Regions from separate parts of the Homo sapiens genome. Here all the other regions are linked to region 1. A link is a contact called in ENCODE Hi-C or POLR2A ChIA-PET data. All regions are on one chromosome and are shown on one strand. The core of a region is the stretch at or near the end of the contact, and the rest is flanking DNA. Distances in the headings are between cores, read along the strand shown.

Region 1 (3,516 bases), core at 538-3,037:
ACCCTCCTCCTTCTCTGTGACTTCCACACAGCCTCTTCCTCATCATTCCTTCCTACCAGACTAAGGGGCCTTGAGGGTGATACCAGGTGTTCTCCAGACAATTCAACACCTAGCAGAGTGCTGCGCGGGGCTGCCAGCATAAATCAATGACATCTTTCAGCCCAGAGGGTTCTGAGAGTGATTGCATTTGACAGCACTTCCTGAGGCGCCCCTGGCCTCCTGAGGAATGAGCTGTTCAGGGCATCTGGCAAGCAGACACCAGTCCATGCTGGCACCCTTCCTTCTGGAGAGTCACCCAAGGGAGCCACCGATCGCTGCTAGAACTGGAGCAGAGTCCTCAAACAACAGTCTGCACACAGACAAGACCCGGGATATTTCTTTGATCCAGCTCCTGCCTTACAGGACTTCATCTTCACCCATTCCTGAGGAAGGAGAGAGGAAAAAAAGACCTCTCATACACCCCCTCAGTCTAGTGTTTACTGAGCACACACTGTGATCTGGATAAGAGAGAAACTCTGCCGTCTTGGTGCTTTCAGACAATACACATCAAATTACATTATCAACGATGCTGGATGGCGCTAAGAGCCGGGGAGGGAAAGCAAGGGAGTACAGGCCACAGACCGTCCTGGACTTCGAGTTTGACTTACATTTTGGCTTTGCCATGGTACAAACGCCATACACATTCAGTATACTCCTCCGCTTACAGATGGGGTTACATCCGGATAAACCTACCGTAAATTGCCTTACAATGCTTTAACCTATGATGGGTTGATGGGGAATCTAACCCCATATGACAGGAGCATCTGTATAGGAAGGGGGCACGGTTTTCAACAGGTGGTCGCCTCACTAAGTGGGAGTCACAGGGTTTCAGGGGAGGAGCGTTCCAGGCCGCGGTAACAGCAGGTGCAAAGGCCCTGAGGCAGGACGGGGCAGGGAGGTCCAGAGTCCACCGCGCAGAGACCCGGGAGGCCGGCAGGCACGGTGAGGACCTTGACTTAAACCCAGGAAAGGGGAACCACACTGGGGCATGACCTCCTGTACTTTCCGAGATCGCTCTGGCTCCTGTGTTGAGGAGACTCAGGAGGGGAAGGTGGAAGCGGGGAGACCCAGCTGAGACGCTACTACAGTCATCTCGGCGGGAAAAGACGGCTCGGAGCAGGGTGGTGGCAGAGGTGGGAGAAGAGGTCAGGTCTGGGGAAATTTCGAAGGCACAGCCAACAGGATGTACTGCCGGGCTGGATGCGGGGTGTTAGGGGTCAGGGAGGCCGCCAAGGCTCTGCCTGAGAACTGGGGAGGGCCAGGGGCACCATTTACGGAGCTGGGGAACAGCAGGAGCTCGTTTTGTTAGCAGGTGCGAGGCGCCGGGCATTTAAAGGCGGCCTGACGGGACCGGCCGAGGCGGAAGAACGGACAGGGCCCTGCGGGACCGCGCTCGGATCCGCCTCCTCCCTGACCTCGGCGTCCCCGGCTACTGCCTCCAGAGCCGCTTCGGGGCCGACCCCGGGGACTCTTCCCGCCTGCGGCCTCGCGCCAGCCCGGCCGGCTCGCCTAGTGCCCGGCGCCCAGAAACGCGTGGAGCTGGGAGAGGCCACACAACCCACGCCGGAAGCCTAACCCCGTCGGCCCCCGCGGCCGGCACCGGCCGGAAGCCCGCGAAGCCTAACTCTCGCGAGACGCCTCCTGAGTCCCGCCTCTCCGCGGTTCCGCCAGTCGCCGCGCTCCTGTCTGCGTTGCTGTGGCAGCCCCGCCGTGCGTCCGCGTTCCCGGAGCCAGCGCGGCGGCGCGCCTGTGCTCGGGGCTTGGCCGTAGCTTTTCCTCAGGTCCCGCGCGGCGCGCCCCTGTGTCGCAGGCGCCCTGCCGCTGCCCGCAGCTTTTGGGGGGTTCGGGGGCGGGGGAAGCAGGGCCGCAGAAGGCCCAATCGGAGCCTTCTGACACCCGCCCCGGCCCGCCGCCCTCCCGGAGCTTCCGTCCCCGCCGCCTGGCTCCTTACTGACACGCGCGCCGCCCCCGGTCGCCCGTTTTCCCTGGGCTCCGGCCTCCTCTCGCTTCCAGCCCTGGCCTGAGGTCCTGAGGGCTCCCTGGAGGGGGCGGCTTCCCAGCACCCAGCGTTTAACAGGGCCCTTTCGGCCTCCCTGTCCCCCAAGCTCAGAGTTGGGGTCTGCAGCAGGGGAAAGAAGGAGGGAGACTGGGCAGCTCAAGTTCCCCAGACCGCACCTATCAGACGGAGGGCGGCCCGCTCCCGTCAGAGCCCGACCTCGGCGGACAGGGGAGGGGATGGGTTGAGAAGCGGGAGAAGGCCACTAGCTGGAAACTCCCTGACGACAGGGACACCGTTCTCGCCCCAGCCCCAGCGCTCGGCCTCCGCAGAGCCGGCCCAACGAAGGAAGAATGAAAATATGAACGTGACATGATGTGGGCTTGAGAGGCCGCCTTGTTCTTTGGATTCACCCAGAAACCTGACTGAAAGGAAAGTTACTGCAACTGGGGAAAAGCACAGTTGGCTGGAGAATTTGGTTTAAAAATAAATAAGTTTTAAATTACGTAACTAACACGTGCTTGGTGTAGAAAATTTGGAAAACATATGAAAGTACGGTATAAAAATCCTCGATCCCACTGCCACATAGAACCACTATTAACATGTCAGAATCGTTTCTTCGGGTGTTTTTTTTTCTTAATGCATTTATATTGCATATACATTTTTTCTCTAACAATATATTGATGTGCCCCAGTCCCCCACAGACCCTAATGTATGAATGGGAATGGAGGCGTCTGAAATGTGACTCACAAAGAGTTCTCTTTCCTCCCTAACACCCCATCCCTGCCTCACCCCTTCAGCGCATTCACAGCAGCACTGGGACTCCGGACTCAGACAAATGTGCACTGAGCTGGCTGGTGCTCTCATAGCCTCTGGCCCCAGAGCTCCACCTTCCCCTGCAGAGGGGGTCCCGGGAGTGTCCTCAAGTGCTCCATGCCCCATGTTCCTTTCCATGGCACCAAATTCTTCTGACCTCCTTCTAGGTGAGGGGTGAGGGGGTGAGGTAGGGGGTTGGGGAAGAGTGTCCCCATGAGGCCTGAGGGGCCTGCTAGTGCAGGGGAGGAAGGGAAGTTCAAGCAAGCAGGCTCAACGGAGGGCTCCACCCTCCAGGTACGGCCAGGTCCTGGGAGAAGGAGGGGAAGCAGTCTGGTCCAGGAGAGAGGCAGCAAGGGCAGATGCTAAGCCTTTGCCTCTGCACTCCCTGGGGACCTCTGGGGACCCCCCCCCCCACCCAGCACTAGTAATCAAAGGAGGACAGACACCTACACACGTGTCCCATATGTCTCACCCTAGCAGGCAGCGAGAGGATGCCCAGTGTTACTCTGGCCCCCTGGAAGGCTAGCTTGCTCTCCTGGGCACAAGTCAGAAGCAGTGTGAACTGGAGTGGGTGGTGGGGGACACCCCTCCCGGTGAGCCCCCCCTCCGACCCGGCTGTCAGTGATCCACAAGTCTGGCCCATCAGCCCTCCCTGCTGAGCACAC
Region 2 (3,516 bases), core at 548-3,047, 940 kb after region 1:
CCGAGCCAGCCGGGGTGGGCCCCGCGCCTTGTCCTGCGTCCCCGGCCCGGCCCGCGGAGCGCCGGTGCTTACCTGCGAGCCCCGGGCTCTCCGGAGCTCCCCTCCGGGCCGAGCCGCCCGAAGCGGGCGCCGGCGTAGGCCCCGACTCAGGCAGGCGGGAAATCCCGGAGTCCCCGCCCGCGGCCCGCAGCCCCCCACCCCAGGTCGGCGTGGCCTGCGGGGGGGAAGGCCGGCCGGGGCCGGCCGCCCGCTTCCCCTTTCTCTCCAGATTCCTTTGATCCGCGGGCTCTCCGCCGCACCTCGGCTCCCGGGCTGCCCCGGTCGGCCCGCGGGGATCCTGGAAACGGTCCCCAGCTTATCTCCTTTCATCAAGCGGCCTTGGGCCGCCTTGAAACCGCGGAGCCAGTAATTGCTTTTTTCAGGAGGCCCAGTGCGGACTGGACAACAGCCAATCAGCGCCTTGTTTACACTCGGTGATGGACAGTCCACTGGCGGAGTGCCAACCAATCCCAGCGGTCCCGCGGGAGCGGGAGTGGGGGCGGGGAAACAGAGAGACAACAGGCTTTGAGTTTAACTCTTTCGTGTCCCTGCCGGAATGAGACGGTGGAGAATTTCGAATGCGTGTGAATCTGTCAGTTGGCTCCTAGTTTAAATATCCTTTTTTCCCCCAGAGGGGGAGGCAGAGATTCACATGGAGAAAGAGGAGCAAAAATAAATGTATCCATCGCCACTAAGACATCACCTCGACTCCCTGAGAATAAATAGCATTTGGGTGGGAAACCAAATTCTAACAGAAATATTTGTTTGCGGAATATTTTAGAAGTGGTTTGCATCTGATTACGATAAAAATTGTTCAGTGGCTTGCTTTAGTTGGAGTGAGGATTTAGCAGATAGGCAGACAGGGAGCAGCATTGAGAAATACTATACATGGTTTACCACACCATACCCGCTTCCCCCATTACCAAACTGAAAATATTTTCTAAATCTAGGTGTAGATGAAGAAAGGGCAATCCTTGTCTTCTCAATAAATCCCTGATTTTCATTTTAGTAGCTGCTCTGTTGCAAAGTGTGGCAGAGGGAGATAAAATTGAGAGCCAGTAATGTAGACGGCTGGAGACTCAGAACTCACTTCCCAGGGTCTGATCCCCAGGTCATGGGGAGGAGAGAGCCGGACGGGCTATTCAAAGCTTTTGCTGCCCAAGCAGCGGGCGTGCGTGCGTGCATCCGCGAGCTCGGGTCCGGGCAGGCAGCAGCTTCAGAGCGGTAGATGGGCCAGGCAACCTGGGGAGGCCTCTGGGCTTGGAGGTCTGGCCTACCTGCCACCTGCCAGACAGATTCCAGGGAGAAAAAGCAGCTACTTTTAAGGGGTGGTGGTGTTTCTTCCCTTGGCCTTCTGTGCGGCAGAAGCCAAACGTTAGACCTGCTGGATTAAACATATATGTGTGTGTGTGTGTCTGTGTCTGTGTCTACGCCTCCCCCTCCGCCGGGACACGCGCACTCGCTCGCTCCAGCTCCCTCTCCCGCCCTGCGCCACCACATTCCCATTCAGCAGCAATGATCTGCGCAGAGGAGCTGCGCAGTCGCCGGGCTTGAATTAGGCGCCATCGGGCTTGGTAGTAGCCCCGCTGCTTCCTGATTGGCAGTTCCCTGGCCCGGCGCCAGCCTATTGGGAGGCCTGTTTACGCCGAATGAGTGGCACGAGCTCCCGGCCGTGGAGGGCTGCGCGGCCAATCAGCGCGCTGGCTGTTCCGGGCTGAGTGGCACGAGCTTATTAGTATGCAGGGCCCGTGGCTCGCCGCGCCAGGCTGCAGGTTTGAGAGCCGCTCTGGATGGGCTCGCTAGAGTCGTTGTTGTGGAAGCGGTGCATTTACAGTGCAACAGTCAGCACATTGAAAATACCAATAGGAATACAAAACAAAGTCACATTTACTGATTTAATTGTATTGCATTCAGTTGTATCCAGGAAACAGCCTCCAGTAAGTAACTGAAATTGCTTTCATTTTTTTTTTGTTTTTGTATTTTTATTATTATTTTATTTTTTATTCTGGCTTTGGGGTTTTACATTTTTTTTAGCAAAAGAAATTCAGGATTGTGATGTTAAGAAGTATATATCTTCCCTTTTAACAAAATCCGTTAAAATGTTGAGGCTTTTTTTTTTCTTAAAAAATATGGACTATGAGCGATTTTTTTTTCTCTGAAAAATCTTATCGATCGGTTTAAAATTACCCCCGTAATGCATCCTTGCTTTGCTCTGAGCGCTTGTTGTCTCGATCGACACCCAGCATTAAAAACAAATACTCGAAGACAGGACAGGGACCGCCAGGCTGCGTCTGGCGCGAGCCGCGCGGGTGGCACCGGGCGGACAGTAGGCGAAGTCCGGGCGCCGCCAGCGTGCGCCCAGTTCTGGGTGACCCACGAACGAACCCCAACATTCGCTCCCCTACCCTGCTCCCCTCCCCGGAACAGTCCTGGGTTGGCCCTGCCCGGTCGGTCCGCGGCGAGGGGAACTGGCCGGGTCGTGGTACCCACGGCCGCTGCCCTGAGGGGCCTTCCGGGCCGAAGCTAGGGGCCGGGGAGGGGAATGGTCATGGCGAGTTTTTCGGGTCTTCGTTCCCAATTCAGAATTTTTTTTTTCCGGAGAAGTGGGGGTGGAGGAGGGGGACCGAGCAAGGCCGGCGCAGCGGGGCGTTTTCACCGCGCGCGTTCGGGACGGCGCGCGGGGCTCGGGTCACGGCCCGTGTGGCGGGGTCCGCGGGCTGGTTTTCTTCGGGCGCGGGGGTCAGGCGCGACCCCAGTTCTCATGACTCTCCCAGGGAGCGGGTGCGGCTGTTTCGCAGGGAGCGGGTTCTGCGGCGACGGCCGAGCCACTCGCGCCCCAAGGCGCGCCTGGTCCCAGCCCGGCCTGCAGGCCCCACCGCGCCCGCGCTCCCGGAGACGACGCCGGAGGGAGGCAGACGGGCCAGAGTCCTGGTCTCCGGCAGGCGGGCGAGGAGAGAGCGGGTTTTTAGATGCAAAAGCAGGAAACAAAGCAAACTTGTAGAAGCTCCAGATCCTGGAGCGCGCCAGCCACGCCTGGGGCCGCGGCAAGAGGGACCGGCGGCTCCAGGGTCACGCCCTGCCTTCCCGGGAGGGAGCCCTGTGCTCCTAGGTTCAGTTCCTTCCGAAATGCCCTCGTCAGCGATTCTCCGCCCGCCCGGGGCCCTCTGCCCGCCGCCACTTTTCGCTCCATTTCCTCCCTTACCTCAGCCCGACCTGGCGCTGCGGCGCCGTCCTCGCGGTCCTCCGGCGCGGCCTCTCCTGGAGCTGGGCTGGGAGTGGGCCCCGGGCCTCGGCACTCGGCGGGTGGCGGCGTCGCCGCTGCGGGACTGTGGGACTCCCAGCTCGGGCCGTGTGGCCGCCCTTCCTCGCCCCACTTCCTGGCCGCCTCAGGCTCCCCAGGCCCCCGAAGCCCGGCGCGGGCAGACGCGGAGGCGCGGCGCGGCCTCTCCCCGGGAGGAGAGAACACAAAGAAAAGCT
Region 3 (3,516 bases), core at 1,017-3,516, 660 kb before region 1:
AGGGCCTTCCCCCCTGGGCCCCCATGTCCCGGTACAGGCCCCCCCCAGAGCTGGGGGGGCCTGAGCCATGTCGGACCCGGGTGCCATTGGGATCTAGGGCACCCTGGCCTTTGGCCTCCAGGAAGGCAGCCCTGTGCTTTATCACCCTGGCCGGGAAGGTGTCCACAGCCAGTTTGCCCGTGGCCTCAGCTGAGCTAGGGCTGGTCACACCACACTGCACCAGGTCCGAGTCCTGTCTTCGGGCCAGCTGGATCACACTGTGGCCGGCTGGAAACTTTCCTGCCCCGGAAGGGGTGTCGTCCAGCTTCCTGCCCTTGAGGTACTCTCCGAGGCCGGCGCTGGGTTCGCCTAAGGGCCTCTGTGAGGGGTCCGGGAGCTCCTTCCGGGGCTTGGGGCCTCGCTTCTTCGAGCTGTCCCCCGGTGAGCTGGGCTTGTCATCCACTCTGCTGGTACCCCGCTCTCGTTCCCTCTCACGTTCCCGCTCCCTCTCTCGCTCCCTCTCCCTTTCTCGATCCCGCTCCCGGTCCCTATCCCGGTCTCGGTCCCGGTCCCGAGGGGCCTCTGCGCGGCAGGTGCTGCTGGTGCTGGTGCTGCTCGCTGGCGGGGACAAACCCATGTTTCGAAGGCCCTCCCGGGCCCGGGAAGTGGAGGCCAGGTCCTGGGGCGAGCGGCCAGGGTAGGGGATCCGGATGCCCCTGGCTGAGTCACTTCGAAACTCGTAAGTTTTGGCCTTTGCCTTGGCCTGCGCCTGCAGGAGAGAAGATGGTCTCAAGAGTGGGGCAGGGCCCTGTCCACCCCCACAGGACTCCTCCTCTATCCCTGACCTCCTATCTTTACCCTATGATGCCTGGGAATTTCTACATGGATGCATGGATGGGTGGGTGGGTGGGTGGGTGGATGGCTGGATGAATGGGTGGGATGGCTGTTGGAGCTGAGAGGTAGAAGGATGAGAGAAGAGGTAGAAGATTTGGCTGGAAGTAGTCATTTGCAAAAAGTACACTTTTTGCATTTGATTATTGTGTCCATTTGGGAGGGGGAGCGTAAAGGAATTCTAGTGTGGCCAAGCCCGTCCCCCCAGACACAGTTGGTGCTGCTACTGACTTGGTGACATCTTGTCAGGGAACTCCCTCCTACATTACAAATAGGCAACATGTGTGGACACCCCATTGGCTCACAGCCCTCAGAGCCCCCTTCCCACAAATCACTCCATAACATGGTCCTCCACCATTGGACACTGCCAACCTACTTTGAGGAGGAAGGTTTTGGGCTTGGGTCCACGCTTTTTGGGGCCATAGAGCTCCATCTCTCTTTCCCTGGAGAAAGAAGAAAAGGAGAAAGGGTGCGTGAGTAAAGAAAGCAAGTGGGACTCTAGTCCAGGCTGGAAAGAAGCCACTCTACTTGTTTCTAAGTGAGCGGCTGGGACTTGGAAGGGTCTGTACCTTTCCTCAAAGGCTGCGAGCAAGCGAGCATCCAGGATGTTTTCCTCCGGTTCCCATGTGCTGTACCTAAAGGGAATCAGGAAGAAGTGGGCATCAGTCCCAGGAGCAGGGTGAGAGCAGAGGGGGTGTGTGTGTGTGTAACTTTTCTCATTGCATTGTATTGTATTTCAATGTAAAGGCAAAAAGAGGAAGAAAGAAACCTCCCGAATAACAGTCTGGGGTTGAGAATTGCATATAACCTACTTACTTCTGCGACCATCCCTTCCATTTCACGAGGTATTCCATGCGTCCCTGCGGGTGCAAAGGCGATAATGTGTGTGCATGGGGAGAAACGCATGACGAGGATACAAGAAATGCATGCGAAAATGCATGCACCAGATGAATGCTCGAAACCCCGCCGCAAAAGGCACGCGCCCGCTGCATCACCCCTGCACCTAATGCTGCACAAAGTGCATGCACCGGCATTCATTCCCCACCCCGCCCCCCACCCATGCAATCCGTGCATCGCTGCAAGTCTAAGGAAAGCGCCTGGGCTCAGAGCTGCCGCCGCCGCCGCCGCCACGGCCGCGGCCGCTGCTGGGACCTGGGGGAAGGGAAGCTGGGCTGCAGCAGGGGGAGGGAACCCGGGCCGGGAGGGGAGGGCCCGGCCGCACGGAGGCCCTAGGCCCGGGGGCACCTACTTTCCGTATGCGCCGCTTCAGGAGGGCTTCGGCCGCGAACACCCGCTCCCCCACCGCTGAAAGCTCCATGTTGACTCGCCGCTTCCCCCCTTGGCCGCTTCCAGGAGCAGAAAAGCAGCAGCCAGCGCACGACAGACCATAATACTCTCCCGCTGACGTCAGTTCTCCTCCCCCTCCCGGCGCTCTCGCTCCCTCCCGCGGCCCCCCTCCCGCGCTCCTCCGCTCGGCCCCCTCCCCTCCGCCCAGTGCTTCCTCCCGCCCCACGTGTTGCTAACGACGTTGCTAAAGCCGAGCGGCCGGAGGCCTGCGCCCCCGCACGCTGATTGGACGAGCTCCGAGCCACGCCCCTCTGCCTTTCTCCCCCGCGTTGCTACGTGACCAGCGTTCCAATCGCCAGGGGGCGGAGTCCGAGGCGACTCCAGAGACCGAGCGCGCGAGTGGGAGGGGGCGCCGCCGGAAGTGACGCCAGGGGAAGGCGGGCCCGGCCGCTGTCAGTCTGCGGGGCTGGCGAGGGGGGCAGGCCGCCCTCTGTCCTCGCCGGGGCCCCCCTCCCCCGCCACCAAGTTGTCCCTCCGGCGTTCGGCGTCCCCCACAGCTCTCGCTGGGATCCCCGCGGCGATGTCAGCCCGGCTCCGCCCCTCGGCAGACCCCGGCCCGCCGCCCCACCCCCACCGCCCAGGACTCGCGCGGTCCCCTCCCCCAGCCGCCCGCGCCGCACAATGCACAATGCACAGGTGCTGGGGCGCCGCGGGCCGCGCCCGAACCCCGAGAGCCTGCGGCGCGCCCATCGGCTGGCTTCTCCCCCGGCCCCCGCCCCCCTCCCCCGGAGCCGCACACCCGACCCCCGGTCTCCATGGCAACGTCCCCCCCCCCCCCAAGCCGGGTCCCGCTAACAAATCAATGTGCATGTGTCTCAGGCTCCTGTCGCGCGGCCCTGCCCTCGGCCACCCTCCGGGCCCTGCGAGCCGGGCTGGCTGGAGCGCTCGTCCCCGGCTCCGAAGCCGAACACAGACCTGGTGGAGGCCGGGCTGTTCCCTCCGGAGCCCGGCTGCAGCCCAGGACCCCACAGAGGATGTCGCGCGGCTTCTTCCTGCCCCCCGACCATCCCCGACGCCCGCAGCCACCTGCCCCTGCCCTTAGCCCAAGCTGCCCGCCCCCGCCAGGCTTCGGCCCCGAACCTCGCCTTCCCCTCGCCGCCCCCTGCTCGGGGCCTGGGTGGGCTAAGGGCATCTGGGCGGAGCCGGCAGAGGATGGGGCGAGCGGCTGGGGGTGCGTCTGGCTTTCCCCGAACCCCGGCGCCCGGCCCGCGCACTTCCTGTCCACCGCTCTTCCCAACGTGGGCGGCGGACATCCTGCGAGAAACGCCAGCGCGGGAAGCTGGGGGACGTCGCCGGGTC
Region 4 (3,516 bases), core at 618-3,117, 580 kb after region 1:
TACAGCATGGATAACCGTCTTCTCAGGGAAGGCCTCCAGCCCGCATTCAGCCACCTGCCCAGCCGCCGGGCGGAGGGAGCAGGCTCAGGCACCGAGACTGCTGAGCCACTGGCCACCCGGGAAGCAGGCTGCGTTCTGAGTCGGTCACCGAATATGTCCCCCCTTGGACGGGAGTAGCGCAACGATGTGCAGGCCAGCTCAGGAAGTAACGCTGGGAGCTTCTAGAAGGTGGAGCGGGATCCAGGACCGTGGGAGCTTTTCCGGAGAAGCCTACCTCTCCTGTGTTGCAGCTGATGGGAGCAGCAGGGCCTGGAGAAGAACTGTCCCCAGGCTGACTCCCCTCTTGGAGTGAGGAGGCCTCCCGTGTTTGCCTGCCAGCCTCCATCTGTCATCTTGGTTCCAGCCATTCAACTTTCCTCCAGGCGAGCAGAGCTGCTCTACCCCCACCTGCTCCGTGTTGGCCCCAGACCCAACTCAGGCCAGTGGACGTCTGTCCTAGGGCTGCGTGTGAGATCGGTGGGTGCAGGGAACACAGCAGGAAGCTGGCCTAGAAGAAGGGGGTCAGGGTCAGTGGAGATGCTCCTACCTTCAGGTAAATGCCCTCATTTGTTAGGGCCAGTTTGAGCGAGCTTTCTGTCATTTACCACCAAAAGAATCCTAGAAAATAAATACACAGGGATCTACCCCCAAACACTGGAGACAATAAAGAAAAAGGAAGCAGCCAGGGCCAGTAGCTGGAAGGAAATTCAGCCGGAGGAGAGGAGGCGCGGGGCTGTGGTGGGAGGGAGGCAATGCTTCCTGAATCTTACTTCCCTGGTCTTTCCATCGGCCTGAGCCCGTGCCAGTCTGGGGATCTGCCGGCCAGCCAGCACAACTGCGTCTCCCCCAGGGGCCTGACTCGTTGAAGGAATGAATGAATGAATGATTTTGCAGGGATGGGAGGCTGGGAGACTGAGAGGTTTCATTAAACGGAAACGCTCAGATCTGGTGTTTCACAACGTAAAACAAATAATTCCTCTATGTTAGCCTAATTTATGTAAATATTTCTCCACGGGAATTGTACCGGGAGACCTGTGTGCCAACTCGGCCAGCTTCCCCGGCAGAATCTCCCCTTGGGAGGACCCTTAAGCAGGACCCTTCCTAAAAATTGGAGGCAGCTCTGACTCCTCCATTCCTCCTACAAGGTTCCCCCACCCCCTAGGGCTTTCCACCGCATGAGAGTCCTCCGGGCCCCTCGTTTCCTACTGCCCTCGACCCTTCCTTCCCGAGACCTCTCTCTCTCAGTAAACTGCCTCCAACGAGAATCTTCTGACGGCAGGAGGGTCCTCCCCGTCCCTAAGGGTCGCCCTGTCCCCAGGCCTTCCAGCAGGACACTCCCCTGTCCCCTCTCCAGATCCTCCTTCCCAGGGCCCTCCTCCAAGATCCTCTTCCCCAACCCTCCTCTCCCAGGGTCCTCCCCTCTCCAGAATCCCGGCCCCAAGCCCCCAAGCGCTGTCTGCCTGTCTGGGGTCCTCCCCAGAGTTCACCTTCTGCAGGATCCTCCCTCCAAGTCCTCTCCTCACGATGCTCCCCCGAAATCCTCCTTCTCCAAGTCGTCCCCCACTCCAGGGCCGAGCTCTCTCCAGGGTCCTCCTGCAGCACCCCCTCCCCCAGGGTTCTCCTCTCTGCCCCGAGGGGCCGGCCGGGGGGTCGCCGCCCGCCCGGCGGGCTTACCTGCGAAGCGGCGGGGTCGGGGCCTCTCCCACCTGTAAGCCCGGCCCGCGGCGTCCTGCGTCCGAGCCGCTCCCCGCCCCGCAGCGCCAGGCCGCGACCCGGCGGGCCGCCCGCCCCGAAGTGCCACTTCGCGAAGTGCCGCCTCCACGCGCGCTGCCGCCGGCGCCCCCCGCTCTCCTCCCCGCACCTTCTGCTCCTTCTTCCTGCGCCACCCCGCCCCCGCCTCCCCGCCCCCAGCCCGGCTGTTGCCCGGGCCCCCTCAGGCTGCTCCCAGGGCCCCAGCCCGCGCCGCGCCTCCCCTCTCCTCCCCCAGGATCGACGCCGCCGCAGACCAATCGCTGCCTGGAGTCGGCCACTAGGCCCCACCTCCGATCCCGCCCCCCTCCCCCTTCTCCGGAACCCACCAATGGAAAGGGCGGTGCGGGGGCGGGGCCTGGCGGTTGCCTAGCAGCGGCAGCGCCGGGCGGGGGCGGGTGGTCGGGGGCGGTGATGCGGGCGCAACGGGGGCGGGACGCAGGGGCGGGGACTGCCGCGGGGCGGGGCCTGAGGCGGCTATAAAGGTGGCCGCCGCCGGACGCCGGGCTCTGTGGTTCGGGTCCGCTTTCGTCTCCGTCCTGCTGCCGTTACCGCCGCTGCTGCCGCCGCTTGCGTCCCCCGCTCCGGTCTGTGGTGCAGCCGGGACCCAGGACCATGTCTCTGTCTCGCTCAGAGGAGATGCACCGGCTCACGGAAAATGTCTATAAGGTGAGCGCCCCCCGGCGCCGAGCTGAGCCCGCTCCGTGTGCGCCTGGGTCGCGCGCCGCCCGCGCGCCCGAGCCCGACCAGGGCGGCCCCGGGGCCGCGCGCCGGGCCAGGAGGCTGGGACTTTGGGGGTCTTCCCGGCGCGGCCACCCGGGACCCGGGCTGCTGGGGTGGTGAGCCCGGCGCCGGCCGCTCACAGGTGGCCACCCCCGCCCGGGCCCCCCCATCCCATGCGCGCCGCGGCCCGGTCAGTCCCCAGCCCCAGGCCCGGGGAGCACTCCCCGCTCCGACGGCCCTGCTCGGCCCCCGCGCGCTCGCCTTGGCGTCGGCGGGAACGGAGCCGCGCGCCGGGCCCCGGAAGCCCTCGGACCGGTCGGGGTCGTAGCACACCCGGGCAGGGCCGGGGCGGCGGGGGCGGCGGGCCCAGGGGTTGCGGCGGCCAGGACGGCATGGGGGCTGTCTGAAGGCCGCGGTCGGCGCGGTGGCACCGTGGGGCTCCTCCAGGCGCGGTTGCGCGAGCCTCGGGCACTTCATTCTCAACAGGCTTTCCCTTCCCACAACTCCTGCCCGGCGCCCATGCTGGGGCCTAAGGTGGGAGGTCGGAGCGCGGGCAGGCTGGATGGGTGGACGGATAATCTATCATCTTATGTAACCGCGGAGAGAGAAGACTAATTGTGTAGGAGGCTGACGTGCCTGCCTTTGCTTCAGATGTGTTAAGAGTGGCATCCACGTTCTCGTCTGCGAAATGACAGGTTCACATCCAAGGGCCGCAGAGCACCGCTGGAAGCCTCCCCTGCCGCCCCCTCCCCAGTCGTTTTTGTGGCTGGGATACCGACAAACAGGCCCTTGGTTTTCTCTTTCTTCAGCATCCGTTCTCGGTCCAGACCCCCACGCCTGAGCCCGGCAGCTGCCGGGGAGCATTTTCTCAGAGGAGAAACCCCTGCTCTGGGTGTCCCTGGGTCCTGGGCGATCTCTTACAGATGTGCTTTGTTTCAAAACTGTCTGCAGGTTCAGTGACAGGCTGGGCGATGAGTGGAGTGGGTATTTACCCGGCAGTCGCTG

What was found. Hi-C counts contacts between places; a loop is a spot of excess contacts on that map. ChIA-PET counts read pairs that join two places held with the same protein, here RNA polymerase II (POLR2A). Pooled maps may share reads with other maps.
Region 2: a loop to region 1 is called in a pooled map, with 4 times the contacts of the local background. The contact joins the promoter of BAHCC1 here to the enhancer-like site in region 1. A Hi-C loop is called at or near these places in 1 of 37 single-sample maps with no recorded cell type and 4 of 50 pooled maps. POLR2A ChIA-PET finds 5 or more read pairs at or near these places in 1 of 52 experiments (activated CD4-positive, alpha-beta T cell).
Region 3: a loop to region 1 is called in a pooled map, with 12 times the contacts of the local background. The contact joins the promoter of CBX8 here to the enhancer-like site in region 1. A Hi-C loop is called at or near these places in 3 of 50 pooled maps. POLR2A ChIA-PET finds 5 or more read pairs at or near these places in 4 of 52 experiments (A549, Caco-2, activated B cell and 1 more).
Region 4: a map of ascending aorta shows a loop between it and region 1 (20-fold over the local background). The contact joins the promoter of BAIAP2-DT here to the enhancer-like site in region 1. A Hi-C loop is called at or near these places in 3 of 168 maps with a recorded cell type or tissue (CD4-positive, alpha-beta T cell, ascending aorta and naive thymus-derived CD4-positive, alpha-beta T cell), 4 of 37 single-sample maps with no recorded cell type and 12 of 50 pooled maps. POLR2A ChIA-PET finds 5 or more read pairs at or near these places in 3 of 52 experiments (CD4-positive, alpha-beta T cell, HepG2 and MCF 10A).

The regions. Positions count from the first base shown.
Region 1 is chr17:80,453,109-80,456,624 of GRCh38, forward strand. No RefSeq gene overlaps it. Among named protein-coding and RNA genes, the nearest start is that of NPTX1, 22 kb to the right of the region's middle. RefSeq lists an enhancer at 1,309-2,138 and silencers at 1,346-1,555, 1,816-2,075. Within about 2 kb of position 1,788, at least 39 of the 41 ENCODE cell types and tissues checked have a DNase peak (open chromatin) inside an H3K27ac peak, as active enhancers do; they include CD4-positive, alpha-beta T cell and ascending aorta, where a contact is called at or near this core.
Region 2 is chr17:81,393,660-81,397,175 of GRCh38, forward strand. BAHCC1 (BAH domain and coiled-coil containing 1) reads left to right here and starts at 1,798. Exons shown (of 28, transcript NM_001377448.1): 1 at 1,798-1,976. RefSeq lists enhancers at 1-452, 2,536-3,144, 3,145-3,516 and a silencer at 241-510.
Region 3 is chr17:79,794,811-79,798,326 of GRCh38, forward strand. It overlaps CBX8 (chromobox 8), which reads right to left and starts at 2,267. Exons shown (of 5, transcript NM_020649.3): 1 at 2,120-2,267; 2 at 1,687-1,730; 3 at 1,440-1,505; 4 at 1,247-1,313; 5 at 1-748. The coding sequence starts at 2,188. RefSeq lists enhancers at 312-1,052, 2,300-2,594 and silencers at 1,966-2,345, 2,506-2,715, 2,746-2,905.
Region 4 is chr17:81,032,852-81,036,367 of GRCh38, forward strand. BAIAP2-DT (BAIAP2 divergent transcript) reads right to left here and starts at 1,868. Exons shown (of 2, transcript NR_026857.1): 1 at 1,714-1,868; 2 at 1-547. It overlaps BAIAP2 (BAR/IMD domain containing adaptor protein 2), which reads left to right and starts at 2,300. Exons shown (of 14, transcript NM_001144888.2): 1 at 2,300-2,457. The coding sequence starts at 2,404. RefSeq lists a silencer at 1,936-2,245 and an enhancer at 2,117-3,112.